Regions from separate parts of the Mus musculus genome. Here all the other regions are linked to region 1. Evidence: chromatin loops called from intact Hi-C (ENCODE). Cell type or tissue: left cerebral cortex. All regions are shown on one strand.

Region 1 (5,000 bases):
TGGCAGGTTTTTTTTTTTTTTTTGTTTCATTTTTGATTTAGCATTATTAAGCTCTAGTGAGCAACTTCTTGCAGCACCCATTTGTGAAGAACTTCCACAGGAACCCGAGGATTCAGCAATGCTTTAGAGGAGTGGTTCTCTGGTCCCATATCAGATATCCCGCATATCAGATATTTACATTGTAATTCATAACAGTAGCAAGATTATATTTATGAGGTAGCAACATAAATAATCTTATGGTTGGGGGTCACCATATTATGAGGAATTGTATTAAGGGGTGATACCATTAGGAAGGGTGAGAACCACTGCTTAATCTTTAGGAGATCTTTTTCCAAATAAAATATTCTATGGCTTAGTGGTTCTGGACTCAGAATGAGTGTTCCTCATAGGTTGTACATATGGGGCCATCCTTCTTGGACTCCATTGAGCTTCTTATTAGTGCAATGCCTGTATCATACCCAGGCTGACCTGGCGAAGATCTTTGAGACTTGAATCTTGGAGTCTGCATTAATAGGACTCTTCATGGATAATTTTGCTATGTAAGTATACGGAGTCTTCAGCATAAACTATGAAAGCAAAGTCTATGGCCATATTGCTTTGAACGTGCCCAGTCTCTTTCTAGTCTTGGAAGCCAAGCAGGGTTGGGTCTGGTTAGTATTCGGTCGGAAGAATAAGAAAGCAGAATGTTTGAATGGGCCTTGAATATCAGCCAAGAGATAACCCAGGATGTGTTCAATACATAGTCCAACAACTGCTCGATAGATTTGGAGAATTAATTTGGTCAAGAGGAAATCCTTTTCTTGGCAACACTTCCTGTTTACCAAGCTCCTAGGAGACAGGTGTTATAAATAGAGTGTCAATCTATTGAGCTCCTGTGTCTCACTGTGGGAGAACCATGCCTTGCTTTCCTCTTGAAGGCAGATCTATAGAAAAATCCATTTGCAATCAGGAAATTTCTTCTTGAGCACAGGACCCCAGTAAGTGGAATTGTCTTGAGTCTGCCAATCACAGGCTGGGGCCAGGCTTAAAAGGCTGCAGTCTACACCACACCCTCACCTTCTTTGCTCTCACTGAACTCTAGTATCTTAACTTTTGTAGTTACCTTGCACCTCCGAGGCCCTGGCATCACCATGGAATAATACGGGACATTTTGGCACCTTTAACCAGATACATAAATAAGTGTGAAAACTGAGTGTGAATGAAGACTCCTAGTACTATGGTCCATATTAATTAAAGTGGCTACTTTGCTCTTGTAAGTTGGGGTTGCCCTATAGGTTCCAGGTTCCTTTAGTGATAACCTCGATTCATGATGGTAAATCTGGCCTGGCTTCCCTTCACTCATCAATGTAATTGTGACGACTTTTCTCTTGGTGTCCTATTAATATTTGGATTAAGATTATTGATTACCTCTCTTGGCCTCAGGTTTTTAGCACCATCAGCACAGACATTTGTTCCTGTTGTTATTGTTGTGTGATTGCTCTGTCTCTGCTTAAACTTCATTTTCTGACCAGCTTTTCCCTCGTAGGTCTGCTTCTTGTAATGTCCAAGGTGAAATGAAGATGAAGCCTATCTCTTTTATTTAATCAATACTAAGATGCCTGCTTTCTCCTTCTTCTCCTTCCTCTTCCTCTTCCTCTTTCTTCTTCTTCTTCTTCTTCTTCTTCTTCTTCTTCTTCTTCTTCTTCTTCTTCTTCTCCTTCTTCTCCTTCTCCTTCTTCTCCTTCTTCTCCTTCTTCTCCTTCTTCTCCTTCTTCTCCTTCTTCTCCTTCTTCTCCTTCTTCTCCTTCTTCTCCTTCTTCTCCTTCTTCTCCTTCTTCTCCTTCTTCTCCTTCTTCTCCTTCTTCTCCTTCTTCTCCTTCTTCTCCTTCTTCTCCTTCTTCTCCTTCTTCTCCTTCTTCTCCTTCTTCTCCTTCTTCTCCTTCTTCTCCTTCTTCTCCTCCTTCTCCTCCTTCTCCTCCTTCTCCTTCTCCTTCTCCTTCTCCTTCTCCTTCTCCTTCTCCTTCTCCTTCTCCTTCTTCTTCTTCTTCTTCTTCTTCTTCTTCTTCTTCTTCTTCTTCTTCTTCACATTGTGGTCACCTTGTCCTTTGGGCTTGTCTTCTTTCATTGTATGAAGCCTTTTCCTTTTGTGCCATCTAGTGGTGACTGAATAAAGAAAAACAACTTGGCAATAGGTCAAGGATGGTGGCTGGCAGAAAAGGGGACTGTAAATACTAGTAACAAGCTGCTGCATTTCCAAACAACCCCTCAGGGTGGTCAGGATGTACGAGTTCCTTCATTCGCTGTGAACATTAACTGCACACTTACCATGCTGGCAGATGCTGGGGAGCTTTGCATTTGATTTGTGTGACTGTGGCACACATGCGGTGTTGCAGAGCTTGGGGGAAGGGTGAACCTCGGTCCCACCATTTGAGACTTATTCCCTGAATTTAGGAAAACTGAAGCTTAGAGAAGGGGTGGCACTTTATTTCCCAATTCTCTTCTCTGTCTCCTCTTCCTTCCTCCTCTTCCTCCTCCCCCACTCCTTTCTCTTCCCTTGTCTCTCCCTACTGCCTAAAATAGGGATCAAATATCTCTATAGATACTCTATACTCGGGAGGGAGACATTTATAACCCATAAGAGAGGTACCCCATCAGTTCTCACTTGTATTCACATATATTTGTACTAGAGTCCATTTTGACTGTGTACCAAGAACATTTCTTGAGAAATATGCACTCTACAATGTTGCAACACTATTGCATTTCAAGGTAACCAGAGTCTGATGTTTAAAATACCAAAATAATCTTTTGTATTTTAAATGTTGGATGGGAACTTATTCCTGGTATTAAGTACAGAGTTCCCTATGTCCTAAAAGTCCAAGGTTAATTTTTTAAAATGTCAGAGGCAAAAATATCATAAACCTACAAAAATTATGGGAGATTTCATTATTTTTTTAGTTGAAGATTGTGGCGGTTTGAATAGGAATGACCCACATAGACTCACCTGTTTGAATGCTTGTCCCATAAGAAATGGTGCTGTTAGGAAGAGTGACCTTGTTGGAGTAGGTGTGGCTTTGTTGGAATAGGTGTGGCCTTGCTGGAGGAAGTCTGTCACCATGGGGGTGAGCTTTGAGGTCTCAGCCAGTTCATTTCCTGCTGCCTTCAGATCAAAATGTAGAACTCTCAGCTCCTTCTCCAGCACCATGTCTGCTGGCATGCCACCATGTTTTCCGCCTTGACAATAGTGGACTGAACCTCTGAAACTTTAAGACAGTCCCAATTAAATGTTGTCCTTTATAAGAGTTGCCATGGTCGTGGTGTCTCTTCACTACAATAGAAACATAAGTCAGACAAGGACATTTAGGTTCAACAAAGTAATGTTTTCAGGCCAAACAGTAAATGACAGAAGGAAGACTAGAAGAGTTCTTTGCTTTCCTTTCTTTTTTTCCCTTTTTTTGGATGTGCTGGTGTTTGAACCCACGGCCTTGTGCATACTAGGCAAATACTCTACCTCTGAGCTACATCCTCTACCATAAGGTGAGATTATATATATATATATATATATATATATATATATATATATATATATGTGTGTGTGTGTGTGTGTGTGTGTGTGTTATTCTTTATTATATCATAATATAGAATATTTTTAAAATAATATTTTATTAATTCTTTGAGAATTTCATAAATGTATTTTGATCACATCTACCACTCTCTCAACTCCTCCCAAATCAGCCCCAACCAACTTTGTGTTTTTCTCTCCCTCTCTCTCTCCTCCCCTCCTCCCCTCCCTCTTTGTCTCATCAAGTCCCTTTGTGTTTCACAACTACTCTTGAGCATGGGGCCTGCTCTGGAGTGTGGCTGACACACCACGTGCCCCATCATTAAAGAAAACTGACTCTCCATATTAAGTTTTTGTGAATTGTTTGAGAATTGTATTCATGGGTGAACCTTTAGGATGATATTCAATTGCCTCTTGTCCCTAGTTCCTTCCAGACCCATCTTCCACCCATCAATATCTTTTAACTTCATATCCTCATCAAAAGAATAACACGTAAGTCTAACTTGTGCTGCCCACATGTTTGTGGGTGTGGGGCCATCCCCTGGAGGGTGCTGGGTGGACCACGTGCCACGCCCTTCTCAAGGAAGGACTCTGTGACTCTTAGTCTAGAGCTTTTTGTGCTGATGTTTCTAACTTGAGTGGAAAATCAAAGGTTACACTCTGCAGAGCAGTGGTTCTCAGCCTTCCTGATGCTGTGGCCCTTTCATACAGTTCTTCATGTTGTGGTGACTCCCAGCCGTGACATTATTTTCATTGCTACTTCATAACTGTAATATTGCTAGTGATGAATCATAAGGCAAACATATTATTCAGTGGTCTTAGGCGAACCCTGTGCAAGGGTCACTTGCCCCCCTCAAAAGGGACTCTACCTACAGATTAAGGACCTCTGCAGTAGCAACTAGTGCAATAGTGGCAGTGCCAAACAATGTCACTAATCTGCATTCTCAAACGATATCACTGAAGACAACTTCCAGCTCTTCCAGCTCTTTATCCCTGTAAATGCCCATGTGGCCCTCTGGCAGCCTCTGGAGAAATACTGTTACATTTTACCACTGAACCATTTCACAGTCCTCTCACTGCCCTGGGTGGAACGGTATCCCCTTCCCAAATTCACACCTATCTGGAACCTCAGAATATCGCCTCATTTGGAAACAAGGTATGCTGAGTTGAGGTACTTCTAGATAAGACTGCCTGAATCTGACACTGGTACCCTTAGTAGCATAGTGGAAGGACAAAGAGACACTGGGAGACAGAAATGCCATGCAGAGATGGAGGCAGAGATGGGAGTGCATAATTCATGGAACATGTAGGATTGCCAGCCATTACTAAAACTGGAAGAGACAGGAGACAGAGCTTCCCCCTGAACCTCCAGAAAGAAGCAGCCTCTTGACTTCAGACATCCGGTCCACAACTGAGGGGTTGAAATTTCTGCTTTAAACCATCTTTTGTGTGTGTGTGTGTG
Region 2 (5,000 bases), 110 kb before region 1:
GAGACACCTCTTCAGTCCCTCTCCATCTTATATTTTGACACAAAATCTCCCACTGAAACCATAGTTGACCAATTTGGCTAGATAGGATGGCCCATGAGCCCCAGGGGTCCTCCTGTCTCTGCCTCTGTAGCACTGAGACTGCACACATACACTGCCCTATCAGGATTTTTATATGGGTCCTGAGGAATGAAACTCAGGTCCCTGTCCTTGTGCAGCAAGAACTTTGCCAACTGAGCCATCCCCCTGGCCCTGGACTCAGCTTTTGATCTGTTGAGCTAAGAGGGACCAGGTTCATCCTAAGGAGCACTCACAAGGCCATTTACTGGAGCCTTAGTTAAAGGTATTACATTGCTTAAATTAGTAATTTAAGTGAGATGATGCATCTATTCTAGCAAGAAGGAAGGCTATTTTCTTTCTAGTTAAGTTATCATATTTTTCTATGGTAACCATGAAACAGTTACCATAAAAGCAGTTACCTTCATCTCTTCATCTACAAACTGACCTCATAGCAATAATAACAATTATTCCTGGGGTGGTTCTGTTGGTCAGTCTTGTGTCATGCATGAGACACAAGACTTGGTCTCCAGTTTCCCAACATGCCTCTGTGACAGTTACAGGCCCTAAATATATAGACTTGGAGCATAGGAGGCCTCTGCAACTTAGCCAAGACTACTTTATTAGTGATCAATATCATCAAGGAAAGTCACTTTGAGGCATTGACAAAGCATAGGCCACTGTTGGTTGATTCCTAACAAGGATTTTGAATCCCTGCAAAATGATTAACCTATGCTGTCATGTCATCAAACACGAGTGGCATTCCATTAAAGCCACCAAGTATAAATTCATACCTATTTAATTTTTATTGAATGTTGAAGATCTTTAATAAAACTGAGATGCCATGTTATTTATCTGTGTGTGCAGGGGGTAGGGTGGGTATGTGTGCCTGTGAGTGTGGCTTCATGATGATGCTGAGTGTCCTCCTCTATTGATTATTCTCTTATTCTCTTGCGACATTGGACCCAAAGCTGGCTGTTTTGGCAAGGCTGGCTGACCAGCAAGCTCCAAGCATCCATCATCTTTATCCTCCAACACTGAAGTTGCAAGCATATGTGGCTGTGCCCAGGCTCGTATGTGAATGCAGGGAGTTGAACGTGCATCCTTACCCTATGTATAGCAAGCTTTTTTTTTTACCCACTGAGCCATCTCCCCAGGCACAAAGGAAGCTTCTTTAACTGAGAACTCATCCTTTGACTCATTCTCTTCCTGTTTCCCACTGTCTCTCTGGGCACTTTCTTTGGCATTAAAGTTGGCTGTAATGACCAATGATACCCTGGTGACCTAGGAATTGTTAATTACTCTTCAATCTCTTTTCAGAGTTAAAACCATATATGTCCAGTTGCCCACTAGACACATTCTCTCAGAGGTTCTAAAAGCAATCTAAGCTACAGATATCTGGAACCCACTTCATCTCCTTTTGCCCCAGACAAACTTCATTGTCTGTCTCTTCCTAAGCAGCAAGAGCAGGGGCCTGGAAATCTTCAGACTGTTTTCTTCTGCTTTTCTTGATAGAGTCCATTGGTCACCAAGTTCCGTAAAGGATTGTTCCCAGAGTCTCCTGATGGCCACGGGCAGCAGCATTAGGAAGGTCATCAGAAATCAAAGTACTTGAGTCTCAATGCTGATTCTCTTGATCAAAATCTCTGGGTACAGAACCCTGAGATTTCTATTTTAATAAACACGCCAGGTGATTCTGGCACATGCTCTAAATTCACATTCCTTGACATGACTTTAAATATCCTGTCCCAGGGGCTGCTGTTTGGACATACATTCACTGCTTCACATCAGAACTGCTACAATTACTTCTCAACTTAGTGTGACGTGAGCTCCCTGCCTCCTACAGGTGTGCATGTGTGCATGAGTGCTCATGCACACACACACCCCTCCCCCCCACCTCAACAGCTAGTATGTCCTTCTCCAGCTTTACAACTCTCCAGGTTACTGTCCCCAAATATCTGATCATGCCTTAATTCTTACAGGAAACTAGTGTTGCCCTAGCATATAGATAGTTAGGACTGTTCCTAAGGAATATGATATGGTTAAGACATACATTCTAAAAGTAACGGGAAATAAGTGAAATTGTTGCAGGTAGGTGATGGCTGGAGAGAGCTCAAAGGCAGAGAGAGCAGATGGAGAGCTCTACCCAGTTTCTACAGTTTTTGCCACCATCAGAGATAGGATTTAGAGATGAGACAAAGTAAGTCGGAGGCAGTTTATTTCTGAGTGAAAGCAGATACCAGGAGAAAGTGTGGGTTGATCAAGAGAGTCAGGCAACCTAGAATCTTGGATAGTATTGTATGATCAAATTGCTTATTCATGAGTTAAGGTGCTGAATGCTTAGTCAGTGCACAAAGTTTAGACTCAGACAGTCCTACAGGTCCTCAAGAGAGACATGGACCTAAAAGAAAAAAACAGGAGAGCCTCAGCTTGGAAGAGGCTCACCTAAGTCTTCAGTCAGGTAGACAGAACAGATTGAGCCATGCTCCCTAGAGAGGCACATGACACCCAATGAGACCGGTTGCTCATCTTTCTCGGCTATAAATTCCTCGACGGCAAGTCTTCGATCTTAAGCTTTCTTGTTTCTCAAAGGCCAATGTTTTCACACCTGAAGCCCAGCTTAAGTTCATGAAGCTGTTGTTGAAAACAGATCAAGATGGAGACAGTTGTGTTCTGGCACACCTATGCTGTGCACCCCACCTCCAATCCCTGTTGTGTACCCCACCCCTGTTCTTTTGCCCCACCTGCCATATTTTGGGGGGCTTGCTCATTCGCAAGCTCAGTCCGAGAATATGAAAATACTCGCTCACATATTAATTTTAAACCACGAAGCTCAAGCATCACGTGTGAGGGGACCTGAAGTGACTTTAAATGGTGCCTAGGATTCTCCTGGGTGTGCTCCACTTTCCTGAGTCATTTTCTTGCTTAGACTGTCAGGGAGAGGTCACTGCCACAGTGGAAGTGAAGATAAGCAGAAGGTGTCAACCTGACTGCACAGGTAGTGGACAGGAGGGATAGGCTGAGACGTGATCAATGTGACACAAAAGGATATGGAAGAGTTTCAGGGGATAGCAATGCCCTTTCAGTCTCTGCTCCCCAGAGACATTGAAACATCTCCATGGTTTAAAAGGTCAGTCAGCCAAAGAAAAGAGCACCCTGAGGCCAAAGCCTGAGAAATTTGAGCAGCCCTAACAAATTGAGTAGCATGATCCAGAAAATAAAGTAAAACCAGTGGCTGTATATGGATAGAAACAGGCGACGGGAAAAGCAAGTCCATGAAGGAGAATGGCCAACTGCCTGGAGAAGAATTCCAGGTAATTTCATGTACATACTCTGTGTTCAAGGATGCAGAGGATAACTCCCCATTCCTTAACTGTGGGCTGAGCACTATGATGTCGCACCTAAGGACTCAGTGTGGAAACGGAGAGAAGAGCACTTACAGAGAAGTAAGTATAAACACTTCCTAAGCCAGGGACGAAGGTCAACATCATCCATGATGAGTCATGGTAGAAGAATACCAGTGGGTCTTTATAGTCTTCATCAAAAACCCAGAACCACTGGCTGACAGTGAGAAAAATGTCAGACTAATCCAAATGAATACACCTTATACAGTACAGCAGACCAGCACTATTCAAAACACACACACACACACACAAACACACCCCACACACACCACATACACACACACACACACACACACATACCACACACACATACACACACCACACATACATACATACCACACATACCCACACTACATATACATGCATACATACATACATACATATACATCACACATACATAGCACACACACACACACACACACCACATATATACACACATACCACAGAATCACACATACTTACATATACACACATCACATAAAATACCTGTACCACACACACATACCACAGATTCACAATACACACACCACACATACATACACATCACACATACATAGCACACACACATACACACACCACACATATGTACCACACATGCACACAACACACATATCCACACCACACATATACACACATCACACATACACACAACACATACACACATACACACATGCACACACACAACCAGCAGCAGCAGCAGCAGCAGCAGCAACAAAACTGAAAAATTATCATAGCCAAGAAGAGCGAAGAACTTACAAAGACTTAATGTAACATGGGATCCTGGAGCCCATAAAGGAATCACGTAAAATATAAGGAAATTTGAACAGGCATTATCTTTACTTACTAACAATCTATTGACTTGGGTGCAGTAACCATGACTAATACACCATCCTGTGGGCTAAGATATCAGTAATAGGGCAAACTGCACATGGGAGGATGTGGGAACTTCATATTATCATAACAGCTTCTCTGTAAATCTAAAAAAAAAATTTCCAAAAATAGAACCAAATTTAAAGGCAAAGTGAATTACAAAATGGAAAAAACTCAAAATTTGCTAGCATTAGATGGCAGGAGTCTTTATAAGAACAAACACACAAACCATGTGTGTGGTATGGATGTGTATATACACTGCTATGGCTGGTTTTAATGTCAACTTACTACGAATTAGAAGTGTCTTGACTGCCCTGTTTGCTGGAGATGACCCACTCAGATGTGAGTTCGGCAGAAGGAAGAGCATCTTGCCTTCTCCTCCCACGGGCTTCCCGCTTGCTACTGAGCTAATCTGTCCTCTTATGGCTGCCATTGATCCCTTCGCTGTGATCAGACCATCATTTCCAAGCTTCCTTTGTGGACTAGAGACCACCAGGCTTCCAAGAAACCTCCTGGCTTCTGGTACCATGTTGAAACTGCTAAGGCCTCCCCAGCCTGACAGATTGAGTAACCACCAGCTTGTCAACTCTCCATTCTATTGTCACACATAGCTTTTATCTTGTTGGTTTTTCTCTCCTGGAGAACTCTGACAAACACATGTATGTTTGTGCA
Region 3 (5,000 bases), 66 kb before region 1:
TTGGTACAATAAGCAAAAACAGACATTTTCCTTCTTTTTATAGAATTCAAAAGGATAGACTAGAAACCCAAACTCTTCGTCAAATAGGGAAGGGGTAATTTTGCAGAATATAGCTACTGGTCTCTGAAAGCAGGAAGCCCACAAAGACATGCAAAGGAAAGAATCAGACAAACAACCCACACGCACAGGACATGAGGTTCACACACGTTACAGAGTCTCTTAAATCCACTGTGGTTCTAAACGAGAAAGACCAAGGTTCCTTTCTGCCTTTGACATAGAGACGTAGTTCTCCTCCAACGATAGTGCCAGACTTCCAGCCACCAAGTAATAAGCAATATTCAGAAAGCAATCCAAATCTTCAAGCCGATCTCCCCCAATACTGAGCGCAAAGACCACCCTCATCCTGTGCATGTTGTGTTGGCTCTTTTACCCTTTGAGACTGGAAGAAATGAGATAAGCATTAATGAGTGAACAGGGGAAAGAAGGGAAAGGAAAACTAAATGGTGTGTTTACATTTTAAAATAAAAAGAAAGACCACTTCAAACTCAATAGCCTGCTCGGAAGATTTTAAGCATTTCTGCTTTTGAATTCTCTGGTACATCACACTAGGCTACCCTGTTGGTGGTGAAGGGCTGGGAATGGGTATGGCTGCCAGGCTCAGACAAAGGGATGGAGTTACCAGAAACCCCATGGGTGAACTTTCACCCACTTAGAAACATTAAAGCCCAGAGCTTTCTTTGGGAACAATAGGTCGGCAGCCTTCATCATTCCTTCCACGCAGGTAATCCACCCGGGAGAGAAGGGCCACACTATGTCCCTCAAGTCGGGCTACCCTACCACCTCTTTAGTGTAGAGCAGACAACCCGCCTTCCGGTGGCGCCTCCTCCGTTCTTTCTCCCTATTTCCTAAAACCAGGTTTCTCAAAGGCATGTCTCTCCACCTGAATGCTAACTTGCCCCTGCCAAAAAAAAATCCCCCAAATAGCACACCATTAGGTTCTTAGCCCGAGACACACAACCCCTCCGGACACCATCAGGAAAGCTGGACCTAGAGAAGCGTGCCTCAGTTTCCCTGTCTCTAGGGCCAACCACCGACAAAACACCTCAAAAAGCTCAGGCCAGACCTCCTACCCGCTGTAAGACAAACATCGCCACAGGGTGCTGCAGCAGCCTTAAGAGACCTCACGTTGGGGTTTGTATAAGGGTGGAGGCCCTGAGTGGAGTCGTGGGGAGGGGGCTCTGAGGCTGGAGTAGTCTGCTAGAAGCTAGCAGCAGCGGTGTCTGGATGGGGATCTCAAGGGCCAAGCTAGGTTTGCAAGCGGATGGAGGAGGCAAAGCAGATGCGGGGTCCCGGGGCACAGATCCCAAGCTGCCTGGAGGAAGGGGATCGCAGAACTGCGAGTCTTCCCGGGAGCCGGTCCTCGTCAGGGCTCGGGATCCCCCGGGACGGAGCACGTTCCCCGCAGAACTCTCACCGCTGGAATCGATTCCTGAACCGCATTGATCCACCGCTCCACCGCGGGGGCCGGGAGCTCCGTCTCTTTTGCACCGGCGGCAGGGCGCGCCGGCCTCATGGGCTTGAGCTGCTCCGAGGCCGCTGGCGTGCCAGGCGGGAGCCACGCAACTGGGCAGGGCCGGAGTGGGCCACACCGGGGGTCGGTCAGCACAGGGCCCGGGCCAGAGCAGGCGCCTGGGGGCGGGAGGGAGGCCGCTTAAACGGCCCCGGCGCCTCCCGCCTCCCGCCTCCCTGGCTCCTCCGCCCCCGGGTGCCTGGGCCCCGCCCCGGAGCCCGGCTCCGCCCCTGCCCGCTGCTCTCGCTGCGTGCGCCCGCAGCCACCTGCGCGTCACCGCGCCCAGTGGCCAATCAGTGTCCGGAGCGGCGCAGGGCTCCGCTGCCATTCATTTCCCTTGAAGCTCGGTAGGTGGGGCGGAACCTCAGAGCCGAGGGGTGTGGCTAGCCGAAAGGGGAGGAGCGCTGGGAGGGCGGTGCTCTGCATTAAAGCTTTGAGCGTGTGAGCTGCAACAGAGAGGAAGGAACAACGGTGTGTAGGAGATGGCCCACAATCTTAGAAGCAGCTGTGCCGGAAGTGGCAGCGAGCAAGAATCTATCTCTGCCTTCTAATCTTGGCCCCATATCGTTTATCCAGCCTTCATTCATTTCTGCGTCCTTCCTTTCATTTATTTCTTCACCTTTTACGCTGTGTAAAGACGGATTAGTAACACGGCTGTCCTATAAAGAAGAGATTGGAATTTCTCCAGGGGGATTCTTCTGGAGAGATCTTTTTACGTCCTCCATTTTATTTTCTATTTTTTAACCCAAGAAATTTCCAAGGAAAGAGTAGACTTGAATCGGCCCCTTTTGCTAAACCTCTGTAAAGCTAAAAGGACTTGCCAGAAGAGCAGATCCTAGGGAGAGAAGAGATAAGAGGTAGTGAATACACTCAGAAGAATACTGGAAAAAAGGAATTGACATGTGCAGGACCTGTCAGCATCACTCCTGAAATCCAGGTGTGCTCCCATCCAGGAAACCTGCCCACACACATCCCCCACTCCTCAAACTTCACCTTCTTGAGGGACTTAGGGCCAGCTTCGAAGCAGTATTTACTCTTTTTGAAACGAATGAAAGATGGGGGGATGCCGGGGAATGGTTTCACCCACCATTCTAGTGTCCTTCTCTTTAAGTGCCCCGGGGTGCTTTCCACAACAATTGCTTTGATCTTGGAAGGAATCCTTAGGTTCAAAATTATGTTACTCATTTCACAGGTATGGAGGCCAAGGCTTTGAAAGGTGGCACTGTTTACAATAGCCAAGTTATTATATTAGTGTAGGTGCCTACCAAAGGATGTAGAAAGAAAATGTGGTGTGTGTGTCTAGAGACAGCATGGAAAATTAGTCAGCCAGAAGGAAAAAAATGAAGACTCGGGAGTGATCTTTCCATTCCAAAGCTGCACACTTGGTTTAAAAGGACAATCGGCTCCAATAGAGGAGGACTGGATTGTTCTTCAGTGTGTGTGTGTGGGGGGGGGGGGGGTTACGAGTAACTACATTTCTGGGAACAGAGAAATGGATGGAACTAGATATCATCATATGAAATGAAATAAATAAACCAGGCTCAGAAATACAAATGTTAAATGTTTTCTCTCATATGTTAAATGTAGAGAAGTGGGGGTTGGGGAGTCATCAATGTAAAAGAGGATCAGGGAGTGAAAAAGAAACTTGCCCGATGCAAAACAGATTCCTACATAGCTTCCTCTAACACGAAGCACCAGATACCATCAGGTCAGTATGCCAACGGCCTCTCCCTAAGTTTTAAAACAGCACAATTCTTAAAACACACACCTGACTCCTTTTGCACTCACAGTAAAGCCTGACAACTAGCATAGCTTGAAAATCTACCAATTGACTACATGGCACTCCCCTTATAAACGATCAAGGGGCAGTAACAAAGGTACTAACTAAAAGATAACTGAAAATTAGCCACATGAAATGACAACCTAAGGGATAGGAACTGTAATCACAACAAATGTCCCACTTCCTTGGGGGCGGGGGGGACGACGCAGGGGAGGCTATTGTGTGAGAGGACCTAAGAAGTCTCTGTACTTTCCTTTTGGTCTTGCTCTGAACCTCAAGCTGTTAAGATGATTTGCTTTTTCTCTTTAAGAGAAAGAAATGAAATGTTGATGCCGTCTTCGACATGAACAGACTTTGAGAACTGTATATGAAACAAAAGAAATCAATTACATTCAGGTCACATATTATATAGCTGTAGAGCCAGCCAGCCTAAGTTTAGTGAGAGATCCTGTTTCAAAAGGTAAGATGGCAAAGGGAGACACCCGGCTTTCACCTCTGGCCTTCACACAGATGTGTTCACATGAACACATGCACCTACCTACATGTACACATACCTACAGAATTATGTACATGCAACATATACATGGGAAATATGATGTCCTTTTGCATCCATTTATGAGGATAAATCCCAAGTGTATTTGCAGAAAGGAAGTCCTGGCTTCAATTTAGGGCCCAGGATTGCAATGGTGGGAGGAGACGAGAATGGGAAGGTTTTGTTTGGTGTTTGTTTATTTTGGTTATTGGTTGTGCGTTTTCTTTTGTTTGTTCTGCATTAACAGAACATAACGTTCTTCTTAGGCTTGGGGATATAGATCTTGCTATAAAACTGCAGAAACATTTGTGGGAAAAAAAAAACAAACCAACCTGTTCCTTACAGGAAGGGATTTGTCATAGCGTAGACATCAGATGCTGCAGCAGCTTTTGGGAGAACACCTGCTCTGCTGACTGAGGTACACAGGCTCCCCAGACAGGATGCTGATGAGACTAGAGCACACCTGGGCCCTGGTTCCCTGACAGTGATGGACCAGTCAGAACAGAACAGAGTCACTCAAACTTTGACTTGAGATGCCCTGGGAGGATTAAATGAACTGTTCGCTCAGATCTGTTACTGGGTTTTGCTATATCTCCACAAATAGAACTTCTGGGAAGCTTTAACAAAGAAAGACCCTCCCTGAAGGTGCCGGGAACCATCCTGTGTGCCAAGATCCCAGGCTGAATCAGAAGTGGGGCACGAGAAACCAAACTGAGCACCAATGCTTATTTCTCTGCTCAGCATGGTTGAGAGTGTGGCAGCCACCTCTCAGCCTTGCTGTCATTCACTCTTCTTCATGATGGGCTGTATCCTTCAACCCATGAGCTAAGGAAAACCTTCCTCCCATAGCTTCTTAGTTGTTTGCTTGTAGCAATGAAAACCAGTAACGAATACGGGTACATAGTCTATGCTGCTCTTTCTGATGAGGGGGAGTAAGAGAAGAGGTAAAACACTCCTTAATCCAGAGGATGCTGCTTGAGGTGTTTTAGGACTTAGGGAGGGATTCAGCAGGTACAAGGGTTTGTAGACACGTAGGAAGAGGGAAGAAGGACTAGAGTAGAAAAAAAAAAAAGATTGTGAGAAGTTTTCCTAAGAGTATTTCCCAACAAATAAAATTT
Region 4 (5,000 bases), 210 kb before region 1:
TCTCTTGTGAGACTATGCCGGGGCCTAGCAAACACAGAAGTGGATGCTCACAGTCAGCTAATGGATGGATCACAGGGCTCCCAATGGAGGAGCTAGAGAAAGTACCCAAGGAGCTAAAGGGATCTGCAACCCTATAGGTGGAACAACATTATGAACTAACCAGTACCCCGGAGCTCTTGACTCTAGCTGCATATGTATCAAAAGATGGCCTAGTCGGCCATCAGTGGAAAAAGAGGCCCATTGGACACGCAAACTTTATATGCCCCAGTACAGGGGAACGCCAGGGCCAAAAAGGGGGAGTGGGTGGGTAGGGGAGTGGGGGTGGGTGGGTATGGGGGACTTTTGGTATAGCATTGGAAATGTAAATGAGCTAAATACCTAATAAAAAATGGAAAAAAAAGAGAAAATTACTCCAAAAAAAAAAAAGTTAAAAGATGAAACCTTCCTCTCTCTCTGACAAGAGCACAGAAGCTCTCCTGTGTGTGTGTGTGTGTGTGTGTGTGTGTGTGTGTGTGTGTAGATTAACATGGGCATCTTCTCTGTTTCTGAGACAGGGTCTCTCACTCAACCTGGAGCTCACTCATTGCCTAGGCTGGCAGCCAGTGAGCTTTTAGGATCTCCCTATCTCTGCCTCCCCAGTGCTGGGGTTACAGGCCCATGCTGCTGCTGCTGGAGGCTGTTCTTCCTCCCTCCCTCCCTTTTCATGTTGATGCAGGGGAATCCAAGCTTGTATCTTCATTCTTATGACCCAAGTGCTCTTTAATCCACTGAATAATCTCTTCAGCTTCCAGCGGAGTCCCTTCTTTTCTGAGAAGCAAACCGACTGAAGGGTTGGGAAGTTTATGAGGGACCACTGGCTCCAAGCTCACCTCAGGCGCTTCTCTGCACTCTCCTTCCAGTAACAGATGCCCACGTCAGCTCTCTCTGTTACTGGGTTTTGGAGTCCAGACTTTGTGTGCTTCTATGGCATCCTTTCCCTGGTATAGCCAGGTCTTATCCATCCATCATCTCACCAGCCCCAGCCCAGTCAATGGCATGCAGTGGTGCTCACTGAATGTACACCGCATCCACCCCAGGGCTCATGTTTCTGGGATCTGACATCACAAGAGCATCTCAGAATGTCATCTTACCATTCACTTTGCCCAGGTGTTAGCAGGAGGAAATGAAGGCCACGGGACCAGCCGTCCATTTACCCGGAAACTTCTGCTCAGAGAAAGAGTCAGGGCTACTTATCATGAACTTCCAGTGCCCTTGGCCAGGGTCCGGAATTTCCTGAATTTTAGATTTCTCTTCTCTCCTTTCTTATCTCTCATTTTTTGGTAGTGGGGTGGGGGAGGGGCATCCCAGTAATATTTGCACCCCAGGAACCCAGTCTATGTTCACAAAAGCCTTTCTGCCTCATTGAAAAGCTTCTTGCAGACCCTTCCCCACAGGTCTGAGGAGACAGCTCACTGTGATATAGAACTAGCTAGACATGGGTAAGGCCATACATTCAACCATCAGTACTGCAAAAACCATCCCACATGCTCCTCCACGGGTCAGGGGGACTTAGTGCTGGATAGAAATGTGTAATTGGTGGGTGGGTGGGGGTGGAAAGTGGAAAGAGAAGCGTGGAGATGCGGTTCGTGTGTCTCAGTTCTCCTGGCTGGGGAGGCAGAATGCCTACATTCCAATCCATCCACTCCGCCAAGGTGTTCTCCCCCACACCCTCAGCAGCAAGGTCAAAAAACTGGCCTTTTCACAGCCTTCAAAAGGCCAGAGGGATGTGCTGCAGCCACAAACAAGATTCCCCTAATCTTTTAACAAAGAGTTTACAAATTTATTTTAATTAGTATTCAGACCTTCTAAGTTAGCCTAATTACAGCCATGCTGGGCCTTTTAAATACTCCTAACTTTCATTCCTTGTGTTTAAGTCTCTCCTGCTTTCCTTCCATTGCAAGCAAATGTCTGTCTTGTTAATTCCCTCGGACAGCGTGGGAGACAGTTCACTTCAGTCTGCAGCTCCTGTCTCCATTCTACGTTTTTGCACATTGTTTGGAATTCAGGAAAGTTGATATCTTAGGTCGGATATGCAGTGGGGCTAGAAGGAAAGTACTAAGCTCACCAGGAGCGAGGAGGAGAAATATCCAGAAGTCATTCGCTTCAAGTCTATCCAAATCTCCTAAACTTGTCCTGGGGAGCTTTAAAAAACATTGCTAGCCAGGACATCGCCCCGGGGGTTGGGGGTTCTAATTTAAGTCCGGAATGCCACTTGGCCATCTTTTAAAAATCATCTTCTTTTAAAATCACCAATTTATTTCCACATTGCAAACCACTGACACGAATTTCTCATTGTTCTGCTCTGGGGGGCGGGGGGGGGGAACGGAGGGGGAAGGGCTCGCGTGCAAAAGGAGTCAGGGTGAGAGTTAGCGCGCGTTATTCCCAGCGCAAGGCAGAGAGTGAAGCAGGAAATCTGGCACCTGTGCTTTTCGCAGCCCACCAACGCCGCAAGGGCCGGAAAAACAGCGCGTGCGGCGATGCTACACACGCAGCCCTGGGGGGGCGGGGTGGATGGGCGGGCCCGATTTGGGCCCCGCCCCTGCACGCCTATCGGCGCGCGGTGCGGGCCCTGACGTCACTCTTGTCAGGGCAGCGGCACATGGACTGCCTGATGCGCTGAGCCCGGCGCTGCGGGGCCGCGGAGCGCGGGGAGCAGCGGCCGCGGCGGGGAGGGGGGTGGGGCGGGACGGCACAGCCTCCGGTGCTCGCGCGAGGGGCCGGGGCCCGCGCTTTGCCTTCTGCTCATCTGCAGCCGTCTACGTTTTCAAAATTTCTCTCTTTCCTTTTTCCCCCCACCTCCTTGCAATTTTGAACATTTTGCAAGACTGAGTGTTGGAGGCAGGTGAGAAAGCATCCTGCACTGGGTCGGAGGAGTCCGCGGCGCTAGATGCGCCTTCCCTGGACTGTCGGCACTGAGAACACGAAAGTTTTTTTGTTTTTGTTTTTGTTTTTTTTTGATATTTGTATGCTGATGTATTTACAAAGACAGAAGTGATTTTTTTTTTTCTTCCTTGTCTGCACTGTTTTGAAAGCGAGTACTTTTGGTTGGCAAAGGACGGAGGAAACAAAGCTCATCAACATTTCGGGGCGGCGATTGGCCTTCTTTTTAAAAAGACAATTGAGTGCATCACGATGGAGAAAATGTCCCGACAGCTCCCCTTGAACCCCACCTTTATCCCGCCTCCCTACGGCGTGCTCAGGTCCCTGCTGGAGAACCCGCTGAAGCTCCCCCTTCATCCTGAAGACGGTGAGCGTTGCCTCGGCAGCTGGGCTCAGGGAAGGGACTACACTCCCAGGGACCCCCCTAGTCGGCTGGGAGGGCACCAGCATCTTTCTTCCCCTCGCCTTGCTTTAGTGAAATTGGGGGGCTTACTCCCTCTTTCTCCTCAATGCAAAGGGGATCCCTCCGGGGCAACATTTGAAATAGCGCTGGGAACCTGGCTCGCCTGCCTTTCTAGGTCTGTCCTCCTGCAGCGCAGGTGACAGGTGAACTTGACAGGTCAGGATCGCTGCTTTGAGTGACAGGGTGTGCGCTTCCCTGGGAGACTAGTGTCTCTGGGACTGGAGAGGAGAAAGGGCGGGAGGTGGCTGGTTGGAGCCTGGCAGAGAGGGGGGGGTCAAAGTAAATGGGGGTTCTCACTCGGCGGCAGCCTGAATATTCGGATCGTGTTAGTGTTTTGTGTTGTGAACTCACGCGGCATGAGCGGAGAGGCGCTTTCTCCCGCAGACCCGCAATTCACAAAGCGGGGTGGGGGTGGGGGGAGTGGTCTGTCGGCGGGAAGCGGTGCACGCCTCCAGCGCTGACACTTTCCCGGTGCTCTCTTCCCGGTGGGAGGGGAGAGCTGAGCAGGCTCACGTGTAACCGCGTGCAGGAGCCTCCTCTGGCTTGAGCCCTTTCTTGGTAAGTCTCAAACCTTCCCTAGGCAACCGTGGCTTGGAGCTAAGGAGACGGGTAGGGGGATATGGTGGGGAGTGGGGGGGGGGCTGGGGGTAGATGCATGTGAGACCTAGCTGGGAACGCAATTGATGCCAGAACGGATTTGTGTTTTGGGCCGGTGCAGTTTCTTGCCTTTGGTGTTATCACAGTGACAGAAGCGAATTATGCTGCTCCTGCATAAATTCTTGAAAAGATTATTTGGCTGGAAATAGCTTCGGGGTGTTTGCATCAATTTCCCTGGGAGAGAACGCCTGTTGCATTGCAAGAGTTGCTGGTGCTTGATTGCGCGTGCAGACCGCCCCCCACCCCCAATACCCTCCCGCACTGCTTCTTAAGGAGTAGCATTTGGGAGAAATCTGCGGATGCGTTAGGCTTTTGTGGTCGATGTTTTTAAGCCTAACTCTAATGAGACTGCGGAGGATTTGAAGATTCGAATGGGTGGCGGTGGGACTACATTTCTCTAATGAGAAACAAAACAAAACAAAACTCAGAATCAAATTCTCTAATCCCTGATTCCACCCACACCTGAATATTGGCAAAATGCAGACAGCTCGGTAAAGACCAATCCGGGGGTGCTGTATTTCCAGGCAGGAAATAGCTGCATTCTTACCCTCAGAGAGTAGAACACAGCACCTTTGCATAGTACTGCCTTGTGATGGGGTACATAAATGTTTGCTTTCTTTTTGTAAATTAGGTAATATTTAAATGTTTGGGGGGAAAAGGAAAAAGAATCCACCTTCTAAAACAGACTTAGTCCTCTTGAGGGTTCTAAGCAAATGGATGAGTTCGAAAGTACTTCATTTCTACCCCGTCACCCCGGCCTGCCCACCCCTCCCCCCACAGTCTCCTTCTATGGTGAGAGAGCACCCTTATCTTCCTTGTAAATGGGGGATAATTGTAGGCTTGCACGTTTATTGAGATAATACATGGAAAGGAATAACGCAGAAACGACGCGTAGTATTAAGGGAAGGTGGGGGCGGGGACTGCTTACTAAGACTAAGCTTGCATACCCTGGTTTGTAAGT

Evidence for each region. A loop is a pair of places that touch in the nucleus more often than their neighbours do. Peaks named below come from ENCODE experiments on the same cell type or tissue, not always from the same donor. Only the 100,000 strongest peaks of a DNase experiment are listed, where the experiment ranks them.
Region 2: a loop joins it to region 1, with 2.4 times the contacts of the local background. A loop is called at or near these places in 20 of 42 quality-filtered maps.
Region 3: it touches region 1 in a loop (2.4-fold over the local background); 11 of 42 quality-filtered maps call a loop at or near these places.
Region 4: a loop joins it to region 1, with 3 times the contacts of the local background. A loop is called at or near these places in 6 of 42 quality-filtered maps.

Annotation. Positions count from the first base shown.
Region 1 is chr11:90,180,707-90,185,706 of GRCm38, reverse strand. No RefSeq gene overlaps it. Among named protein-coding and RNA genes, the nearest start is that of Gm11494, 40 kb to the right of the region's middle. In left cerebral cortex, a CTCF peak has its summit at 2,156 (motif pointing left); a DNase peak (open chromatin) is centred at 2,178.
Region 2 is chr11:90,294,205-90,299,204 of GRCm38, reverse strand. No RefSeq gene overlaps it. Among named protein-coding and RNA genes, the nearest start is that of Mmd, 47 kb to the right of the region's middle. In left cerebral cortex, no CTCF peak of the experiment used is centred here; a DNase peak (open chromatin) is centred at 2,306.
Region 3 is chr11:90,246,210-90,251,209 of GRCm38, reverse strand. Mmd (monocyte to macrophage differentiation-associated) reads right to left here and starts at 1,734. Exons shown (of 7, transcript NM_026178.2): 1 at 1,475-1,734. The coding sequence starts at 1,500. In left cerebral cortex, a CTCF peak has its summit at 1,914; DNase peaks (open chromatin) are centred at 222, 864, 1,236 and 1,897; H3K4me3 peaks cover 2,308 bases; H3K27ac peaks cover 2,294 bases.
Region 4 is chr11:90,388,536-90,393,535 of GRCm38, reverse strand. Hlf (hepatic leukemia factor) reads left to right here and starts at 2,619. Exons shown (of 4, transcript NM_172563.3): 1 at 2,619-3,286. The coding sequence starts at 3,172. In left cerebral cortex, a CTCF peak has its summit at 2,511; DNase peaks (open chromatin) are centred at 2,556, 3,245, 3,856 and 4,481; H3K4me3 peaks cover 3,054 bases; H3K27ac peaks cover 2,636 bases.